2 separate regions of the Homo sapiens genome follow, and region 1 is linked to region 2. A link is an interaction called in ENCODE POLR2A ChIA-PET data of the cell type or tissue named here. Cell type or tissue: PC-9. All regions are shown on one strand. Region 1 has its middle 5.6 kb from the start of MIR12124. Region 2 has its middle 11 kb from the start of COPG1.

Region 1 (2,500 bases), 400 kb before region 2:
TATTAAGAATAAGGCGGCCTTCTGGCCCCTCTGGGTCTAGGGCGGTAAAGCGTCTAAGTGTTGCTGCTAAGCGGGCCCTGAACTGGGCTGGGTTTTCGTCTTTACCTTGGGTAGTTTCTTTAAGTTTGTCAGAATTAACAGGTTTGTAAGCTGCCTTTTTAAGCCCTTCAACTAGGCAGGAAACCATGTAATCTTGCCCAGCTATACCTGGGGAATCTGCCTGATAGTTCCACTGGGGATCTTCTAGGGGAACTGCTCTAATGCCTTCCTGGAGGCCTGGCTTATGAAGCTGGCGGTTATCAGCATGAGATTGGGCTGGAGAAAAAACTCTTTCCCATTCATCTGGGGAGCGGGTAGAAGTTAGGTTGACACTTAAGTCACTCCAGGTTAAATTGTAGGACAGAATTGGATATCGGAATTCCTGTATATATTTAGTGGGGTCTGATGAGAAAGAGCCTAAACGCCGGCTGATTTGGGAAAGGTCTCATGGAGAAAAAGGCACATGTACCCTGACTATGCCTTCAGCTCCAGCCACCTCTCTAAGAGGAAATTGTTGGGCAGGTCGGAGAGAGCTAGTCACAGAACGAAACTGTAAACCAGACCAGGTGTGAGGAGAGGAGGTGATAGAAAGATTATAGGGTGGGGGAGCAGAGGCTGAGGAAGAATTGGGACCTGGCTCGGCCTGGCGAGGAGCAGCCCAGGGAGAAGGGGAGAGGTCAGATGAGTCCATAGAAAATAAGGATTCAAAGGACTCAGAGCTTGGGGTGGAGACTGAAGGAACAGACAGCAGAGAAAGAAGAAAGATTTGGGATGAGTCTCATCGGGAGCAGAGACTAGGGAGGGACCAATGTGTAAAGAATGCCTGGACATCAGGCACCTCAGACCATTTGCCCATTTTTCGACAAAAATTCTGTAGATCTTGTAGGATAGACAAATCAAAAGTGCCATTCCCTGGCCACTTGGAACTACTGTAGAGTTTGTACTGGGGCCAAGTGGTATTGCAGAAGAAAATAAGGTGTTTAAATTTTAGGTCAGGCAAGAGTTGAAGAGGTTTTAAGTTCTTGAGAACACAGGCTAAGGGAGAAAAAGGAGGAATGGAGGGTGGAAGTTTGCCTATAGTGAAGGAGGAAGTTTAAAGAGAAGGGTAGAGACACAGAGAAGGGGGGTGGGGAGCAGCCCTGGGCTGCAATGTGGGTGAGCAGCCAAAGCAGGCATCCCCGCAATTGACTTGCCACCAAGGGAATGTGGGTGAATGACCAAGGCAGGCGTCCCCGCGGTGATCAGACACCAATGGAGAGTGAGTGAATAATCAGGCAGGCATCCCCGCAATGATTAAACACCAAGGGAAGGCTGTCTTCCTGAGTCCGTGATCAGCGCCGGAGTTTTGGGTCCATGGATAAAATGTGTCTCCTTTGTCTCTACTAGAGAGGAAAAAGAACTGGAATTGGAAGGACAGGGAGATCAAAGGGTAGCAAGAGAGGAAGATTGAAGGGTAGCGAGAGAGGCTGGAGAAGAGAGTGAAAAGACCGCTTACCCAATTTGAAATTGGTGCGATGTTCCTTGGACTGGTTGGTCTGAGGACCGGAGATTGTAGGTGGATCTCTTCACGAAGTGAGGGTGAGGACAAGGGACTCCCGAAGGAGTCCCTCTGACCCGGGTCTTCGGCACCAAATGTCTAACACGTCTGTGTGAAGAGACCACCAAACAGGCTTTGTGTGAGCAACAAGGCTGTTTATTTCACCTGGGTGCAGGCGGGCTGAGTCCAAAAAGAGAGTCAGCAAAGGGTGGTGGGATTATCATTAGTTCTTACAGGTTTTGGGATAGGCGGTAGAGTTAGGAGCAATGTTTTGGGGGCAGGGGGTGGATCTCACAAAGTACATTCTCAAGGGTGGGGAGAATTACAAAGAATCTTCTTAAGGGTGGAGGAGATTACAAAGTACATTGATCAGTTAGGGTGGGGCAGAAACAAATCACAATGGTGGAATGTCATCAGTTAAGGCTATTTTCACTTCTTTTGTGGATCTTCAGTTACTTCAGGCCATCTGGATGTATACGTGCAGGTCACAGGGGATATGATGGCTTAGCTTGGGCTCAGAGGCCTGACACTCTCCCCTTCCTCAAGGCTCCTTCCTCACCTGGGGTGTACGGCTCCGAATCCCAGCACCTCAGGGGCCTTCCTGTTTCATTTTTGCTGACAAATGATTATTGAGCATCTCCCGTGTGCAGGGACAGAGAAGATAGACAAGCTGGCCCCCAGGTGGATGAGAGAGACTAGTCTATCAGTGCAGAAAACTACCAATAGGGACAAGGGCTAGGAAGGAAACACCAGGAAAAGTGCTGTTGGAAGATGGGGGTGACCCTGCTGCAGATGGGGTGCTCAGGGAGGGCTTCTCTGAGGTGGTGACAGTCACTTGATTGACAAAAGGGATGGGCAGGGCCTGTGGAAGTCTTCTGAGGAAGGGAACAGATGGTTTTTTAAACCATCAGATATGGTGAAACT
Region 2 (2,500 bases):
TTTTTTTTTTTGAAATGGAGTCTCGCTCTGTCGCCCAGGCTGGAGTGCAGTGGCACGGTTTTGGCTCACTGCACTCCGCCTCCTGGGTTCACGGCATTCTCCTGCCTCAGCCTCCCAAGTAGCTGGGACTACAGGCGCCCACCACCACGCATGGCTAATTTTTGTATTTTTTTTTTTAGTAGAGATGGGGTTTCACCGTGTTAGCCAGGATGGTCTCTATCTCCTGACCTTGTGATCCGCCCACCTCGGCCTCCCAAAGTGCTGGGATTACAGGCATGAGCTACTGCGCCCGCCCGTATTTGTCTTTTTATGGCTGGCTTATTTACTTAACATAACATCCTCAAGTTTCATCCATATTGTAGTAAGTGAATGATTTCCTTCTTTTTAAGGCTAAATAATATTCCATCATATGCCATATTTTTCTTATCCATGTATCCTTCAATGGACACTTGTGTTGCTTCCACATTTTGGCTATTGTGAATAATGTGGCAATGAATGTGAGTATGCAAATATTCTCACTGACATCCTGCTTTCCATTCTTTTGGGTATATATCCACAAGTGGGATTGCTGAATTACATTATAATCCAATGTTTATTTTTTTTAGGAGCTGCCCTACAATTTTCCACAGCAGTTGTACCATTTTATATACCCTTCAACAGTGTAAAGGGAAGGCCAGGTATGGTGGCTCACGCCTGTAATCCCAGCACTTTGGGAGGCCGAGGCGGGTGGATCACCTGAGGTCAGGAGTTCAAGACCAGCTTGGCCAACATGGTGAAACACCGTCTCTACTAAAATACAAAAATTAGCCAGGCATGGTGGTGGGCACCTGTAATCCCAGCTACTCGGGAGGCTGAGGCATGAGAATCGCTTGAACCCAGGAGGTGGAGGTTGCAGTAAGCTGAGATTGCGCCATTGCACTCCAGCCTGGACAACAGAGTGAGACTGTCTCAAACAAAACAAAACAAAACAAAACAAAACAAAACAAAACAGTGTAAAGGGTTCCAATGTCTCTACATCCTCACTAACAATTGCTATCTTCTGTTTTTTTGGTAGTGGCCATCCTAATGGGCACAAGGTAGCATCTCGTTAAATGTGCAGGGATTTTTGTAGGGTTTATTTGTGTGTGTTTTTTTTTGAGGCAGGGTCTGTCTGTCTCCCAGGCTGGAGTGCAGTTGTACAATCATAGCTCACTGCAGTCTCTACCTTCTGGGCTCAAGCAGTCCTCCTGCCTCAGCTTCTCAAGTAGTTGGGACCACAGGCGTGCACCACCCTGCTCAGTAATTTTTTACATTTTTTGTGTATAGATGGGGTCTCACTATGTTGCCCTTCCTGCTCTCAAACTCCTGGTGTCAAGCGATTCTCCCTCTCATCTTGTCCCCACAAGCGCTGGGATTACAGGCGTGAGCAACCACACCCAGCCCCAGCTTTCTCTTTGTGATGACTCTGGGGGAACTTTGTTTCACTTCTCTTGCTCAACCTTTCAGCAACATTTGAAACCAATGACCACTCCCTTCTTGGAATTCACCAAAGGAAATGGTATGTTACTTATCTATTGCTACTTAAAAATGATCTCAAAACTTAGCTGCTTAAAACAACACATGGTTGGGCACAGTGGCTCATGTCTGTAATCCCAGCATTTTCAGGGGCCAAGGTGGGAGGATTAATTGAGCCCAGGAATTTGTGACCAGCCTGGGCAACATAGCAAGACCCCATCTCTACAAAAAATACAAAAATTAGCCGGGTATGGTGGTGTGCGCCTGTGGTCCCAGCTACTCGGAAGGCTGGGGTGGGAGGGTCGCTTGAGCCTAGGAGTTCGAGGTTGCAGTGAAACATGATTGAGTCACTGCACTCCAGCCTGGGTGACAGATCCAGACCTTGTCTCAGTAAATAAATAAATAAGATAAAATATAAAAGAGAAGGCTAGGGACATTGGGTAGAGCAGATCCTAGTGGAGAAGTGGGGGTAGTGGCTGGCCTAGAAGAGAAGAGGCAAAGACAGGGAGTGAGTAAGGGCCACTCTTTTTAAGGAGCCATCTCTAGATTTTTATGGGTTGTCTATATTCTTTCCTGCGAAGGAGAGAGAAATGAGGAGTAGGAGATGGTGAGAGAGAGGGTTTTGTTTTCTTTTTATTTTTACGTTGGGAAAGAAACACCTCTGGCAGGGCACGGACCACAGCCCAGGCTGGATGGCTCCGGAGCTTGCACGTTACCCAGGATGCACTGCTGGCTTGCCTAGTTCTGAAGTAAAATAATGACTAATATAAACCAGCAATATCCTGATATTTTTTCCTGATGACTACTTTGAGTCTTTTTTGGGGAGTAAATATCAAATATTTAATTATTTCAGGTATTCTCCCTCCCTTCCTTGCTCTCTCGCCTTGGTGCCCCTGCTTGACTGGGGTGCAAATACTTGTTTACTGTGTCTCTTGGGCAATCCAGCTCTGTGCTCTTCCTCCCCTACCCACCAACTCCTGTTTAGGGCTCTTCCAGCCAAGCTCAC

Evidence for each region. ChIA-PET counts read pairs that join two places held together with the same protein. Peaks named below come from ENCODE experiments on the same cell type or tissue, not always from the same donor. Only the 100,000 strongest peaks of a DNase experiment are listed, where the experiment ranks them.
Region 1: POLR2A ChIA-PET joins it to region 2 with 8 read pairs; 3 of 35 experiments call an interaction of 5 or more read pairs at or near these places.

The regions. Positions count from the first base shown.
Region 1 is chr3:128,839,923-128,842,422 of GRCh38, forward strand. No RefSeq gene overlaps it. Among named protein-coding and RNA genes, the nearest start is that of MIR12124, 5.6 kb to the right of the region's middle. In PC-9, no CTCF peak of the experiment used is centred here; no DNase peak of the experiment used is centred here.
Region 2 is chr3:129,237,637-129,240,136 of GRCh38, forward strand. No RefSeq gene overlaps it. Among named protein-coding and RNA genes, the nearest start is that of COPG1, 11 kb to the right of the region's middle. In PC-9, no CTCF peak of the experiment used is centred here; a DNase peak (open chromatin) is centred at 1,465; H3K27ac peaks cover 1,340 bases.